2 separate regions of the Homo sapiens genome follow, and region 1 is linked to region 2. The links are chromatin loops, found by intact Hi-C in ENCODE. Cell type or tissue: OCI-LY7. All regions are shown on one strand. Links, peaks and the distances in the headings refer to the core of each region. The heading gives the core; the rest is flanking DNA.

Region 1 (8,333 bases), core at 91-8,090, 100 kb before region 2:
GTAGTTACCCTTCTTCAAAGGTAGAGGATGTGACATTAGTAATCTGTGTGGGTGGAAAGCCTGTTGTTACTGGTCATAACCCTGATGGAAGAATTAGTGGACCTCACCAGGCCAGTATAAATGTAAAACCCAGAGAGGGTCTTGAAAGGAAAAGAAATCTGTTTACTTTACTTCTCTCATCTTTTCTGTCTATTATCTTCTAACTCAGATCAAAACTCCATGCCATATGGCAATAAAGAGAAGGCACTATACCATCATCTTGTACCTTCCAAAGAAGTGACATAACCAAAGCATCCCAGGATTAGCAGAGAATGAAGGAGCCAGTGGAGACTTGCCTGTATCCACATGGGACATTTTTGGGTCCTCCGAGATCAGAGGTGGCACCCATCTGCCCTAGCAGTAACTTTACTCTTGATGTAAATTTGTCAAATTTGGTGTTTGACAGTCATTTTAAATGAGAAGTGTTCCTAAGATCCAACCTAGGCTGAGTCATTTCTTTTATTTCTAGAGAATCCTGCTGGTTCCTCCCTACAGAGGAGATATTTGGTATGATGACAGTTTCCTGTGTCAGCTGGGTGTTGGATGACCCAGGTTTCATTATAAATGTGCTGATAGTGCACATGGATCTTTTTCCTCTTTCCTTAAAACATTTTTAGGGAGACAGGAAACCTTGGTAGGTTTCTCATTCCTGATACTAACTCACTTTATGACCTTAACAGGGGTCCCTCAGCTTCACTGGGCTCAATTCTCCTTCTAAGACAAGGGGTTTGTTACGGTGGTTCTCAGGCTTGACTATGAGTTAGGAACACCTGGGAAGGTGTCAAACATCCTGAAGCCCAGGCCGCACCCCAGACCGGTTACATCAGCGTCTCTGAGGGTAGGAACTAGGTATACATGTTTTTTAAAGCTCCTCAATGTTAAGAAGCACTTGTTTACAGCAGTGCTGCTTAAATTTTAATGTGCGTGTGAATCACCTAGGCATCTGTTAAAATGCAGATTCTGATTCTGTAGGTCTGGGGTGGAGCCTGAGATTCTGCATGTCTAGCAAGCTTCCAGGGCATGCTGATGCTGCTGGTTCATGGACCAAGCTTTGAGCAACAAGATTTAGAATCTAAGCTTTAGATCAAGCTTGTCCAACCCCTGCCTGTGGGATGCATGTGGCCCAGGATAGCTCTGAATGCAGCCCAACACACATTCATAAACTTTCTTAAAACATTATGAAAATTTTTTGCATTTTTTTTTAGCTCATCAGCTATTGTTGTATTTTGTATGTGGCCCAAGACAATTCTTCCAATGTGGCCCAGGGAAGCCAAAAGATTGGACACCCCTGCTTTAGATGATCAATTAATGATAGTACAAAGCTTAGTAATTGTTTGCAAAAATGTGGCACAAGAAATATACTATGAGAATGAGCACAGAAGAAGAAGCAATTATATTTGGCAGAGGAAATCAGGTGTGGCTGCACAGAGGAGGTAGCATTTCAGAGAGCCTTGAATGACGAGGAAGGTAGTAGTCAAGGAAACTTCTGTTTCTTCAGAGAAACAGAACCAAAAGGATACACACACACACACACACACACACACACACACACACACACACACACGGAAAGAGGAAGAGAGGGTGCAGGGAAGCCCTGCAGGGTAGACCTGGCCAGTGGGCTAGAGACCTAAAGAAAAGTTAATGTTGCAGTTCAAGTCCAAAGCAATCTGCTGGCGGAATTCCTCCTCTTCAGAAGAAATCGGTTTGTTTCTTGTAAAGCCTTCAACTGATTGGATGAGGCCCAGCACATTATACAGGGTGTCTGCTTTACTTAGTATCTACTGATATAAATGTTAATCTCATTTAAAAAATACTTTCACAGGAGCATCCGGAAAAGTGTGTCACCCAATATCTGGCTGTTGTGGCTTAGCCAAGTTGATATATTGAAATTAACCATCACAATGAGGGAAAGAGTATTTCAGTTTCTTCTGACCTCTAAGAACTATAGAACTATAGCTGGACAGGGAGGAGCTTGTGGTCCTAGGGAGCAAGAATGATTTCTGGACACTGTTGACATTCTAACAAGTCTTCGTTCTGTGGTAAGGATAGAAGGGCAGGACTTCACAACCCGTAGCATGGATGCTGGCTCAGCTGTGGTCTCCCTGCCCACTGCCTTCTGCCCTTACTTGTGCTGGGGGCACTGGAACCCAGATGAACGTCTGGAGCCTTCCACTTGCCTGGCTGTGTGTCCAGAGGAAATGGGTTTACAGGGAAGAGTGCATGGAAAATCAGGTCTGCAGGAAAACCCATGTGTGGCACTGTGGAGCAGACACTTTGCCTCACTCTCTCGTGATCTGAGTCATTTGGGAAAGGGGAAAATGAGTGGGGGTAAATCACCCAAACATCTGCAGGCCAGCAGAGTAACTTTTTCTGACCCTGACTTACAGGGAGAACAAATTTTATATTATGATCCGGTATATACGTATATATGGTTTGTTTTTTGTTGTATGTTGTTTGTAAAGCCAGTGATTAAGTTTGAGGTTTGGCAGGTAGGATTTGTTTAAATTCCAGCAGATGGAACTAGAAAAGACCCATGATTTCACTGACCTCAAGACCCTGCTGGATAGATATATATTTATCTTTGTATTTATGTACTGGATCATAATTAGTGTATATAGTGTACCTATATAGCATATATATACTGTATCAGTGTTAAAAAATTTACAGATAACCTACGTATGTATGTATGAATATAAATAAAAATAAACATAAGGTTTATGACATGATGCTTACCCTTGTTTCATTGGCACGTGAAATGCTATCGTATTTTCTTTCTTTCATTTCATTAACAAGAAGAGGAAAAGCTGGCTGTGACCCACTGAACTGATTTCACCATGCTTAATGGACGGATAACTGTGGGTTAAAGAAAAGACCCACACCCCGGTGACGTGGAAAGAGCTTGTGATCTGGAGCAGTCCTGTCCATAGACGTTTCCAAGACCATGAAAATATTCTGTTTTGCGCTGTCCAACATGGTAGCCACTGGCCCCGTATGGCTACTGAGCATATGAACTGAGGCCAGTGTGAATGAGGAGCTGGATTTTAAATTGTCTTTCATTTTAATTAATTTGTGGCTCCTGTGATGGACAGCACAGATCTGGGTTGCTGCCCTGTGCCTGCCCCTAACTCGCTAATTGGCAGTGAGACCCCTTTTTCCAAGTGCAGCATCTGTAAACTGGGAGGCCAGACTCAGTCATCTCCCCAGGGGCTGCCAGCCCCACCCTTCTGCATTCCGGTGGTCTGGAAAGCCAGGCTTTGGGCTTTCAGCTGGGCATGGAGTTAATTAAGTACCCTGGGCGGTGTCACAGATAATGTGCTTTGCATTTTTAAATGCTCTTTAAGAAGCTGGGTCCTTCTTCCCTTTCAGTTGCTTAATTGCTCACCTGTATTTCTTGACAGTTTGAAAAGAGAGCTGCTCTCTGCCTCGTGAAATCTTAGCAGCCCATCTTCGCTGACTTGCTGAGCTCTGGGATGGCATTTGCAACCTGAACAGGAGATGCTTCACTTTTATCTCGCTGTTGCTTTCTTCTCAAGGATAAGAACTCTCTCAGCCGAGAGGCAGAATGTTACGAACGGAGATGACAGTGGCAGTTTGGTGCATAGGTTAACCATCGGGTTGGGTTTAGTTTGTTTTTGTTGTGTGTTGTTTGTAAAGCCAGTAATTCTGTTGGAGGTTTGGCGGATAGGATTTGTTTAAATTCCAGCAGCTGGAACTAGAAAAGACCTATGATTTCACTGACCTCAGGACCCTGCTGGGAACATTAAGGGGCCCAGGAAATGATGGGGGAGGGGTGATTTCCTCCTCACTGTCAGCAAGAAGAAAAGTAATGATAGTCAACCTTGACAGAGGAGGTGGGTTTGGCAGACTGTATCACTTGGCTTATTTGACTTCTCAGAAAGCACTTCCTTCTCCCAGGTGCTCACAGTTGACCGGACTGAAGATGAATTGGGTGTGAGGCTCACACAGCCCATTGATTTGTGCTGAGCCCAGAAGTGATCTGAGACGTTCTGACAATTCCTTGTGGCTCTGATGGGTGGGGTACAAATAGGGGCAGAAATCCTAGGAAGAACCCTAATTTATGACATTCACAAATTGGGAACAAAAATATCCATTCCCTGATTAGAATGAAGCGGTCCAAGGTTGCGAGGTCCTTGTTTGCTTCTTATTCTCTCTGTATAGAGATAATGAGGGGCATTTTAAAAAATAGTGCAATACTTTTGAAGACACACTATATCAGATCCTTCCTCACCCGCGACATAAATGCAAACCCCATGGTATTTGCCATGTGCCAAGCATCTCACTTAATTCTTACCACTACAGTCTGAGGAAGTGACTCTTCACTTGCACATGGAGAAACCGAGAGGTTAAGGACCTTGCCCAGCGTTACACAACTAGGAGCTGGTGGTGTCAGAGCTTGACTCCCAGCATTTGTGCTGTTGCGCTACTCTGCTGCCTCTCAACTTGAGGCCTGACCAGCTGGAGGTGGCCTGCTCTGCCCCAGGGCATTGGTGACTCATTGCACCATGCTTGGTACACAGGGTGCAAGTGGCGTTCTTGGTGCCCATCACTCTGAGAGGTGGGAACCCTGGTCCTCCACAATCCAGCTCTCTTGGTAGAGGCTGAGCCTGGCTCGTGTGTTTTCTGGAAAGAGCTGAGCCTGGGGTGAGGTGGGATGATGGAGAAAGAGCCTCCTTTCTCTCTGAAGTCAGAGGCAAGGAGTTCATGTGAGGGAGAGAGTGAACCCTGGTACACACCAGCTTAAGGGAAAAACACCAGCACACCACTCACAGATGCAGCTGACAGCAGACAGCCACAGAGGTGACCGGGCAATGTGGGGGCAGAGTGGTGCCACCCTGCTGCGGAGGGTGGAAGGTATGAGCTGACAGTGGATGTAAAAACAAGCGGGGGCCGGCAGCTTGGGCTCAGCCAACTGAGGCCATGGTGATGGTGACAAGTCTGCACTGGAGGAATCCCAGCTGTGGTAGTTGACTTGGGAGCCCCAGCATGTTTCAGATGGCATTGGAGCAAGGGTCTGTGTGGGGCTGGGCCTGTAAAGGCTGGATGCCTCCCTTCCCCTTCAAACTCAGTGTCCCTCCTTCTCCCTAGCAGCTCTGGCTCAATGACACTACAAAGAGGGCCGAGGGCTGCTCCTGATCAAGAGAGCAGCACACTTACTGAGGACCCACCATGCACAAGATACCCCACCAAGGGCTGTGAAGGAGACTGCAAACATGGTGAGGTGGATTCTGGGCTTCTAGGGAGTCAGTGTGGAAGGTTAAAAGTAGACAGTACACACACTCATAACCCATGCCAATAGACAAAGATACATCTTAGACAGTCTTGTGCTGCTGTAACAGAAGAGCACAGGCCAGATAATTGATAGCAAACAGAAATGTATTTTTCACAGTTCTGGAAGACTGGAGTCCAGGACCAAGGTGCCAGCATCTGGTGTCTGCTGAGGGCCTTCTTGAGGTGTCCTCACCTGGCAGAATAGGGCAAAAATTGGCAAACTCTGTGTCCTCACATGGTGGAAGGGCAGAAGAGAGTAGACTTACTCCTGCAAACCCTTTTTAAAAAAATGTTATTTTATTTTAAGTTCTGGAATACGTATGCAGGACATGCAGATTTGTTACATAGGTGAATGTGTGCCATGGTGGTTTGCTGTACCTATCAACCCGTCACCTAGGTATTAATATGCATTAGATATTTATCTTGCATGCATTAGATATTTATCCTGATACACTCCCTCTCCCCACACCCCCAACAGGCCCCGGTGTGTGTTGTTCCCCTCCCTGTGTCCATGTGTTCTCATTATTCAGCTCCCACTTATAAGTTAGAACATGTAGTGTTTGCTTTTCTGTTCACAGGAACAGAAGTTTGCTGAGAATGATGGCTTCCAGCTCCATCCATGTTTCTGCAAAGGACATGATCTTGATCCTTTTTATGGCTGCATAGTATTCCATGGTGTATATGTACCACATTTTCTTTATCCAGTCTATCATTGATGGGGATTTGGGTTGATTCCGTGTCTTTGCTATTGTGAATAGTGTTGCAGTAAACATATGCATGCATGTATCTTTATAACAATGATTTATATTCCTTTGAGTATATACCTAGTAATGGGATTGCTGGGCCAAATGGTATTTCTGGCTCTAGATTCTTGAGGAATCACCACAGTGTCTTCCACAATGGTTGAGCTAATTTACATTCCCATCAACAGTGTAAAAGTGTTCCTATTTCTCCACAGCCTTGCCGGCATCTGTTATTTCTTGACTTTTTATTTTTATTTTTTGAGATGAAGTCTCACATTGTCTCCCAAGCTGGAGTGCAGTGGCGCGATCTCGGCTCACTGTAACCTCCGCCTCCTGAGTTCAAGTGATTCTCCTGCCTCAGCCTCCCCAGTAGCTGGGATTACAGGCACACAACACCATGCCCAGTTAATTTTTATATTTTTAGTAGAGATGGGGTTTCACCATGTTGGCCAGGCTGATCTTGAACTCCTGACTTCAGGTGATCTGCCCACCTCAGCCTCCCAAAGTGCTGGGATTACAGGTGTGAGCCACCATGCCTGTAATGAGCCTCTTGACTTTTTAATAATCACCATTCTGACTGGCATGAGATGGTATCTCATTGTGGTTTTGATTTGCATTTCTCTAACGATCAGTGATGTTGAGCTTTTTTTCATATGTTTGTTGGCTGCATAAATGTCCTCTTTTGAGAAGTGTCTGTTTATGTCCTTTGCCTACTTTTTGATGGGGTTGTTTTTTTCTTATAAATTTAAGTTCCTTGTAGGTCCTGGATATTAAACCTTTGTCAGATGGGTAGATTGCAAAAATTTTTTCCCATTCTGTAGGTTGTCTGTTTGCTCTGATGATAGTTTCTTTTGCTGTGTAGAAGCTCTTTAGTTTAATTAGATCCCATTTGTCAATTTTTGCTTTTGTTGCAATTGCTTTTGGCAGTTTCATCATAAAATCTTTGCCCATGCCTATATCCTTAATGGTATTGCTTAGATTTTCTTCTAGGGTTTTTATGGTTTTGGATTTTATATTTAAGTCTTTAATCCATCTTGAGTTAATTTTTGTATAAGGTGTAAGGAAGGGGTCCAGTTTCAGTTTTCTGCATATGGCTAGCCAGTTTTCCCAGCACCATTTATAAAATAGGGAATCCTTTCCCCATTGCTTGTTTTTGTCAGGTTTGTCGAAGATTAGATGGTTGGAAATGTGTGGTCTTATTTCTGAGATCTCTATTCTGTTCCATTGGTCTATGTGTCTATTTTGATGCCAGTACCACTGCAAGCTCTTTTGATAGCAGCATTAACCCACTCATCAGAGCAGAGCCCTTGTGGCCCTGGCACCTACCGTTAGACCTCACCTCCCAACACTTTTGCATTGGGGATTAAGTTTCCAATTCATATATTTTGGAGGGCACACAAACATTCAAACCACAGCAAGATAGGACAAAATCTCTGGATCCTTTCTGCATGTGCCTTTCTTCTTGCTGTCCACCTGCCTTTGATAAACAAACACAGGCATTATCTATCAGTTACCATTCTGGCTGTTCTTTAGGCTTCTCTTCTCACTATTCCATCATCACTTCTTACAAGAAATCATGCCCCAAATGCTCTTCAGCCCCCTCTCACTTTTTTTTTTTTTTTTTTTTTTTTTTTTTGCTCAAGGGGAAATGGAGTCTTTTTGCTGGCTGCCTTAGTGACAATACCACCTGCACAAAGCACTTTCATATCAGCATATTTTTGTCCCTCTAAGGTCCCAACAACCCTATAATGCAGGTATTAGTACCATTTTGTAGAAGAGGAAAATGGGGCTTAGAGAGTTTAGGTCACTTGTTGAAGGTCACACAGATAGTACAGGAAGGGCTCTGGGACTGAAATCAAGGTCAGTGTGCCTCCTCCACCATGCGAGATCACCTGATGAGTTCAGTGGAGAGCATTATTGATTACATCTTCATTTCAAAGGGGTTTGGAAATAGTATATAAAATATTGTATAATACAGGCTGGACGTGGGGGCTTGTGCTTTTAATCCCAGCACTTTGGGAGGCCAAGCGGGGGCGGATCACAAGGTCAGGAGTTCAAGACAAGCCTGGCCAACATGGTGAAACCGTGTCTCTACTAAAAATACAAAAATTAGCTGGGCATGGTGGCAGGTGCCTTTAATCCCAGCTACTCGGGAGGCTGGGGCAGGAGAATCACTTGAACCGAGGAGGCAGAGGTTGCAGTTAGCTGAGATTGCACCACTGCACTCCAGCCTGGGCAACAGAGCTAGACTCCATCTCAAAC
Region 2 (8,333 bases), core at 212-8,211:
GTTGTGGTCCCTGACCTGTTGCTGACAGACTTCATGGTCAGCATTCCAGCTCTTGCAGCTATCAGTTCCAAACCAGAGATTTGCTGGAATGGAAGTCTCCCAATAATAGTTTGAACAGAGGCCCATGTCATGGACTGCTTTGGTTCACATTCTTCTTCTTTTTTTTTTTTTTTTTTTGAAATGGAGTCTCGCTCTGTCACCCAAGCTGGAGTGCAGTGGTGTGATCTCAGCTCACTGCAACCTCTGCCTCCCAGGTTCAAGCGATTCTCCTGTCTCAGCCTCCCGAGCAGCAGGGACTACGGGTGGCTGCCACCACAGCCGGCTAATTTTTTGTATTTTTAGTAGAGACGGGGTTTCACTGTATTAGCCAGCATGGTCTCGATCTCCTGACCTCTTGATCCACCTGCCTTGGCCTTGCAAAGTGCTGGGGTTGCAGGCGTGAGCCACCACACCCAGCTGATTCTGGTTCTTCTAAATTGCTCCCTGGGAAAGTAGTTTTTGGGGAAACATTGGAATTATTATTATTATTATTTTCTAGCTAGCCTGAAGGGCTCCGATTAAGGATGAAGGGAAAGTAAACAAAATGATTCAATGGGTTTCATTTTTCTAAGTCATTCATAACCTAAATAGGGATATTCCTGGGGTTTCAATTGTATGTTTCTGTACTAAACCATAATACTCGCGAAATCTTTTCCCAAAACTTCGGGTTTTGGAGAGAGGTCCCCACAAAGGCCTCTAAGCTCTGTAATACATATTTAATGTCTAAAACAAAAAATCTCATTTGAAGCTGGGGTATTAGAAAGAACATATATTCTTTAAAAGAGGCATGAAAAAATATTTTAGTGTGTGTACTCAAATTTTATCTACTGAAATGCATGTAGTAGGTAGGTGAAGGAACAAGAGAAAGAAAAGAACTGGATAGTTCATTTTCTTTAAATATAAACTGTAGCAAATGGGTTTGAGATACTCCTTTAGTGCTCCATTTGCCCTTATCCCACCACATGCAAAGACTTGATTTGGGGTAGCTATATGAAGCTGAAATCTCTAGCCTTCAACAGTGTTCTGCAGAAGGACTTTGTTTCAGCCCAGCACCGTTCATCATGCCTTTAGGGGTCTGGGTACCCACAGCTGACTTTGACCTAGGACTAAAACCCAGCAATCTTTTGGCTCCTTTCTGCTTTGTTTAATGTGTTTCAAGGGCCTCGATGCAAGGAGGCAGTGCTTTAAGAGTCTTCCCATTTAGTTCCTGCATGCCTGTTTCGTTCCCATCAATGTGCGAATGGCCTAGATTCCAAGTTATGAGGGAGGGTGTGGGTCAGGGTTCTTACCTGGTATTTAAAAAATGTTTGGGAGTGCCCTGGGCCTATTTGAAAAGTTTGAATCTGTGATCACTGTCAGCTCCTCCAAGACTTCTCCTCTCAACAGACAATTGCATTGTAGGGCACCCCAGACCCCCCTTAGCCTACATGGCAGCAAATACCACTGTGCCAGTTATATCTGGACTCTAGGGTAGTCTTGGCCAACTCCAAGACTGGCCAACTCCAAGACTTGTCCACTGTGTGCAGAGTATTTTAAGTATGTTATCTCATACAATCCATAAAAACAACCCTATAGTGTTGGGTATTGCTATTTCTTTTATACACATGAGAAAATGGAGGCAGTAAGAGGAAGAGGAACTTGTTCAAAGTCACACAACTGTTAGGCAGAAATGAGGTCATTCAAATCCTTAATCTTCTCCTCCAGACCACACTGCCTCCCAGGAAGAGATGTGGGCACCTCCTGTTCTTGCCAGGCAGGAAACCGCTCCTTATCAATGTCTACGGGGTCTGCTCTCACACCCAGGAAGGACTGTGACAAGCATGGACTAACCTGCGGCTCCACTCAGCCTGCTGTCAGCACCCTCCTGTTCAGCAGGATGCAACATCTGATGTTCTGCCAGGAGGCTGTAGAGCTGCACATAGAAGTAGCCAGTGTTTCTTCCCATTCCAAAATGGAAATATCACTCAGCCTTTTTTAAAATTGACTTCCTATGTTCATTTTGATTGTAGGTGATGCAGCAAGCCTCAGGGCTGGGGATTTTCAAAATCTTGTTGGCTGACTATTATAGATGGCCTTGGAATTTGCTCTTGGGGGTCTGAATATAACGTAGGAAAATGTCCTTTCTCAGGGAGTGGGGCTTTAAAGTTCGTTTGTTTGTCACTCCAATTTTAGCTGTGCACTGCACCTTTCTTTGCACCCCTACTCTCTTCATCTTGTCTCATAGCCACAGCTATTGAATTTGGCCTGTGATCATAAGTTGGGTTTCTGATCTGATCTCTTGCATTCTGGTGGGTACTGGGGGCAGAATCAGCTTTGTTAATGATTTTCTGGGCAGAAGGTAAATTCAGCTGCATCTGAAGGGGCTTCACAGTCCAATAGCCGTCCTTTTGTTTTACATAACAGAGAGTGATGGTCAAGGCCACCCACATCTTTAGTGGTAGAGCCAGGACAAAAAGTCAGGTTTTCTGCCTCTTAAGTCTCATGCTGCCTCACATAGCACCTCCAGAGCTCTAGGGAAAGGAGGCTCAGAGAGATGAAGTGACTTGTCTGAAGTCCTGTGGCTAGTGGCAGAGAAGTTGGAATTAGACCTGCATTGGACCTCAATTCGCTGAGCAGTTGCAGGGAAATCTGGAAATCCTTTTTTTTTTTTTTTTGAGACAGAGTCTTACTCTGTCACCCAGGCTGGAGTGCAATGGCGTGATCTCAGCTCACTGCAACACCGCCTCCCGGGTTCAAGCGATTCTCCTGCCTCAGCCTCCTGAGTAGCTGGGATTACAGACGCACGCCACCATGCCCGGCTAATTTTTGTATTTTTAGTAGAGACAAGGTTTCCCCATATTGGTCAGGCTGGTCTTGAACTCCTGACCTTGTGATCCGCCCGCCTTGACCTCCCAAAGTGCTGGGATGACAGGCGTGATCCACCGTGCCCAGCCGGGAAATCCATTTTTTAAAATAAATTCAATTATGTCTTGAATGTACTCAGAAAACGAGCTGTTTAAAATGTCCCATTGTGACTGTAATGTGAACAATGACCTCTAACTTGTATTTTATTTGGCAAGGATGGGGGATGTGCATCAAATCTTCACCTCTGGGATTTCCTGAGGCTTGGTCTACTTGGCTCACCCTCCACCTGCATCCCCACCCCACTCCTAGATATTAATACAAATCTAGCCTTGACACCGCCTACTGCTCCACCACCGCCTACGTTTTTGGCCATCAGAGCCTTGGAGTTTACAGAGCAGAGGCCATGACATTGGGGAGCTTGTTTAAAAATCAATGATCAGAACCCCACATTTTAGTTTCCTTTTGGGGAGAAAGAGGAGGGCCGTGGAAGAAAAGGGGTGTGCAGCTGGAGCGTTATTATGTCTTTCTCAGCGGCAGGCATGCCCGCCTCTCCACCTTCTCCCCGCCAGGCACAGGAGCCAGCAGCTGGAGCGTGCTCTGAGTTTCAGGGGACCCCCCACCCAGACTGACTGGGGCTTCTGGGACTTCTCATAGGAAGAGTCAAGACCTCCTGCGCTTCTTTAAAAGGTGATGGGCTCAGTGTTCCCAGTGGCATCTGGAGGTGAAGCCGGTACTGTCTCAGGAGTGGAAGGCAATGGCCCACTGGCCTTTTTCTCCCCCACGTCACAGTCCCCATTTGCTGGAGCCCTTGAGGGGGCCACCGAAACTGTGGCTCTCATTCAGCCTCCCAAAGTGTTGCACTACTGAATACTCCTTTCTGTTTACACCAGCAGTGAATAGAGTCATGAAAAGAACATATTATATGCAATGGCTTGATGCTTAGTGTGGCAATCAAAAGCTTGCCTGGGCAGATGTAGGCAGGGGCTAGACAATAGTCATGGAGTTGTCACCAGGTCACTGTCTCTCTCCTTCCCCTTCCAGGTCTCTACTGTCCCCTGCAGCCACCACAAGGGCTAAGCTGTTGAATGAGCCCCTTGGTTTTTCCTTATAAACGCAATGACTTACTTGTGATTCTTGGTCTAATCCCAGGCTAAGAAACAAAACAAAAGCTTGTGATCTGACCCATTCCTTTGCTGCCTTCCTTCTCTTTCAGGCACCTGGACGTATTTAGTATTCTGCCCTGTGCCTTGCCCAGGGGAGGGAGAAGTTTCTAGCAAATGTGACTTTCTGTCTGCTGCCTGGTGCTTTTATAGTACTTCATCTGCTTTTTATTGTTGTTGTTGTGTTTTTTAACCAAAATGGCATTTGTTTGGCTGTCATTGTCGAGTATATATTTATTGTGTTTTACAAACATGAGTATATATGTATGTATATGTATAAAACCAAACTTATATATATAAGAAGTCAAGGCATGTATACTAGATATTTTAAAGAGTTATTTATCAAGGGAAAAAGATGTGTGTTATAAAGTAAACAGAGTCTATATTTTCTATATAATGTAGATAGTCAAACATAGCTTATAAATTATAGGAGGTTTTGGTTTTCTTTTTTATTATTAAAGGAAAAAAAGAAGAAAAAAAAAGACAATGAATGCAACTGTTCTTAGTGTTTTTAAGGCCAAACTACTGTGGAAGCTGGGAGGCGGCCCTCCCTGCGGGCCTCCAGCAGCCCTGTGCCTGCCGCTAGGAGCTCCAGAGCTGATGCCCGTTGTGATCTCTGCGATGCTCGATGCTCGGAGCCAGCGGTCAGCATCACTCAGCCAGCTGGCCTGTGCCGCTCTGACGTGGCTTCCAGCTGTTCTCCGCAATTTGCATTGGTGGGATAAAGGAATGAAAAGGATAAATAAAGATTTAAAAGAAAATACAATTCCAGCTCTTTGCCTGTTTTTTACACCCTGCTGCTCTCAATATAGGCGCCTGATCAGTTTGTGGGATCTGAAGCATGAATGGGTGCATCCAAGGTAGAGGGGTGTGGGTGCCTGTGGTGTTTGTGTGTGTGCTGGGGGAGGCTGTTCATGAGTCAGCATCCATGAAGCTGAACAATGGAAATCAACAGACCTACAATTTTGATTGAAAACCAACGCGTGTGGGAACTGGAGGCACTTCAAAGCCATCTGGTTCAAACCCTCATTTTGGAAATGTGAAAATGAAAGGCAAGTAACCTACCTATGGCCTCTGGGTATGTGTTTGTGTGTCCAAAGCTAGTGTGGACAACCAAAGCTAGTGTAGACAACAAGAGGATGAGAACATAGCTCTTAGATTGGGGGAGCAAATTTTAGAATTCTCTAGAATTCTCTAGTATTTTAACACTGTAACCTAATACTTCACACCAAGCACTGAAAAACAATTTTTTTTTTTTTTTGATACAGGATCTTACTCTGTCACCCAGGCTGGAGAGCAGTGGCATGATCACAGCTCACTGCACCCTCTACCTCCTGTGGCTCAAGCGATCCTACCACTTTAGGCTCTTGGGTTGCTGGGATTACAGGCACATGCCACCACGCCCAGCTAATTTTTTTTTTTCTGTATTTTGTAGAGATGGGGTTTCATCATGTTGCCCAGGCTGGTCTCGAACTCCTGGACTCAAGCGATCTGCGTGCCTCAGCCTCCCAAAGTGCTGGGATTACAGGCATGAGCCACTGTGCCCAGCACTGACCATTTAAAAGAGCGTCTTTGCTTACTTCCTTCTTAGCAGTGTTTAAGGGCAACCATCGCAGATTGAGCTCAGCCTAATTTCAAATTTGCATGACATAGAGTGTTTTATGGAGGGGCTGGCCTTTCCTTTCTATCTTTTGCTGAGTCTTAGAGAATGCTCATGAATGTTCCTTCTGGTCTATGGTTTCCCCTTCACTTAAAAATAAGAATTAATACTGCAAAATCTGAAATCTCATTCACTCCTTCATGAGCAGGTCCTGATATAAATACATCCAGAATTCAGTCCATCTATTATGATAACATTGTAGCAACCCCCTGTATCCACATAGATTATTGTCTTGAACATATGACATTCTCATACCACATGATTCTGCAGTAAATCTAACAGCAGTTCTAAATAAGGCCAAAAAGGAGAGTGCTTTGTCAAAACTAAAAGCACCATCCACCCAAATGTGAAGTGTCATCACGATGGCATCCATTCCCCTAAGTTTCTTTCAGCAATGTGACTTGAGAACCAACCCTCAATGAAAACTCGAATCTCCTAACCAGTTATATAAATTTTAAATCTAGGAGCTAGTTCTTCTTTCATGGATTTTGGATTCTCTTTGTGATGTTGGTTTGTCTCAATTTAGTCCCATTTCTTGCTTTGTAAACCTGCGATTATATGCCTCCTAGTAAACCACATGATATGATCAGCGCTGCTTTCATAGTCTCTGAACTGTTGCTTAAAAAGAACAGATATAATTGCATGGTAAGTCATTCAGGTTGCTCTTTACTGGTGAAATGAAGAGAAACCTGGGTGTCCTCTGATGTCTGTCTATACACCCCACCTCCCTGATTCACAGAACCATTTTCCGGTTTCACTTCTTGCTTCTTTTATCTTGTGCATTTTTAGCACCTGTTGTGACAAGCCTGGGTGACTCGATCTAAAAAATGAAATGACTTACAATTACTGTAAGAATGAATTACAGATACATGATGTATGCACAACTCTGTATAGAAATGAAAACAAAAATAACTTCACCTCACTCTAATTCATAGGCTACCATGTTATTGACCCTTATTTACCTAACTTTTGCTTAAGCAGGAAAGATCCCTCTGCCTAGATATCCCCTGGGCTTGGCGCCCTCACTCCTCCACCCCAGCCCTTATGCATTTGGCAGTAGTAATGGCCCCTGCAGGGAATGTTGTCCAAGAAGTCTAGATGATAGAGATGAAGAAGGCACATCACTTCACAGAGTTTATGCCAAGTCACCGCCAGAAGCGCAGTGTTACAATTTACTTAAGCCAAGACTGCTACAAAAAACTGATGCAAATGGAAGCTATTCAAAATCCTTTGCCTTGTGCATTCAAGTTGAGGCTCCCTTTTGAATCCTATCTCTGAGTCTACATCTGCTGGGTAAATTCCTGAACGATGACTTGAGCTGTGACAGCTTTTGTAGCATTGCTGTGGTCCAACCACAACTCTGTAAGATAAACTACCTAAGCTGGTTGTTGGACTTCCTCTAAAATGTCATTCTAATTATAGAAACACCTTTCTTTCCTGATTTTATACAGATTCTAATCACCTTAACTGCTTCTCTTCAGCCATGAATGAAAGCGAAAGATTAAGTCACTTTTAGAAGCCTTCTTGGGCAATTATAGATTAATTCATTTCTCGCTCATTGAAGGGACTCAATCCTAGAACAACAGTCTGGAATACATGTGTATGTATGCCCCTTTGTCTCTGACCTGCTCATCATTGGCCATCAATGCCCTGGGAAGGAGGGACCCTAGGAAGGCCTGAGGGGCTGCACCTGATGTGCAGGTCATGTGCACAGACCCCACAGGTTCAGGCTCAGTGTTGAAATTCCCTATGTCATTAACTCCCTTGTAGGAAGGATGAAAGGGTCTAGATCAGATTTAAGTCAGACATAGGCTATTTGAGGCGCCTGTGGGAATGGCAAATCACTCCAGACTCCTCAGAAGCAAAGGCCAAGCAGGCCTGAGAGCTAGTGAAACTCCAGGGAGAGGAGCAAGACCAGGATCTGCGCTTTCTCAGCTTCCCAAAGCTGTCTGTCTCGGAACTAACAAATGAGGCTGACTCTTCAGAGTTCTAGGCCAAGGGATCCGGACTTGACACTCAAGTTTCTGCCATGAAGCAAAAGACAGAGCTAGCCTGGAAAGAGCAGCTCTGTATCACTCCGGCTGTGAAGTGCTAAAACTCGACATCTCCCTGAGGAAACAGGAGAGAAGAAAGGATGGAGAGAAAAAAAGAGAGGAAGGAGCTGGCATTAATGGACCAGCAAGGGAAGGAGAAGGGAGCAGGAAAAGCGGTAGTTCACGTAGGGTAAATTAGATGAAGGGGAACAAACAGCGAAAGGTCAGAGGGCTCTGCACTTAAAATAAGGAAGCTTGTGAAGATAAGTAAATGTTGCCTGAGATATCTGAAGTAGGGTTCCTCTTTGGCTGACAAGCCTTAATCTGCACTCTGGAAACAGCTTGTATGAGGAGGAGGACGGCAGACAAGGAGGAATGAGGGAGGAATTCTTACAGGAACCATCTGGCTGAGTCACTTTTAGGGCTGTTCAAAGCTACCCAACTGTTGACATTTCCTGGAAATTCTTTAATGCCAACAATTGTGTTAAATGAGCAACATCCTTAAGACCCCGAGTGCACCTTGGATCCCCTCGTCCTTTCTTGTTGCGTTTGCGATTTGCAAATCCCCTGAACCTGAAGTCTTCAAGGATTCAGCAT

Evidence for each region. Peaks named below come from ENCODE experiments on the same cell type or tissue, not always from the same donor. Only the 100,000 strongest peaks of a DNase experiment are listed, where the experiment ranks them.
Region 1: a loop joins it to region 2, with 2.6 times the contacts of the local background. A loop is called at or near these places in 5 of 110 quality-filtered maps.

Annotation. Positions count from the first base shown.
Region 1 is chr6:13,458,132-13,466,464 of GRCh38, reverse strand. The region is part of intron 1 of GFOD1 (Gfo/Idh/MocA-like oxidoreductase domain containing 1); the gene reads left to right. Among named protein-coding and RNA genes, the nearest start is that of GFOD1-AS1, 24 kb to the left of the region's middle. RefSeq lists enhancers at 1-529, 2,722-3,373, 3,374-4,026, 4,102-4,774. In OCI-LY7, for the core only: no CTCF peak of the experiment used is centred there; DNase peaks (open chromatin) are centred at 1,574, 3,454, 3,904 and 7,784; H3K4me3 peaks cover 3,217 bases; H3K27ac peaks cover 4,021 bases.
Region 2 is chr6:13,354,306-13,362,638 of GRCh38, reverse strand. It overlaps GFOD1 (Gfo/Idh/MocA-like oxidoreductase domain containing 1), which reads left to right. Exons shown (of 2, transcript NM_018988.4): 2 at 1-4,809. Among named protein-coding and RNA genes, the nearest start is that of TBC1D7-LOC100130357, 30 kb to the right of the region's middle. RefSeq lists a silencer at 6,934-7,023. In OCI-LY7, for the core only: a CTCF peak has its summit at 3,998; DNase peaks (open chromatin) are centred at 5,662, 6,438, 6,998 and 7,988; H3K4me3 peaks cover 3,070 bases; H3K27ac peaks cover 3,039 bases.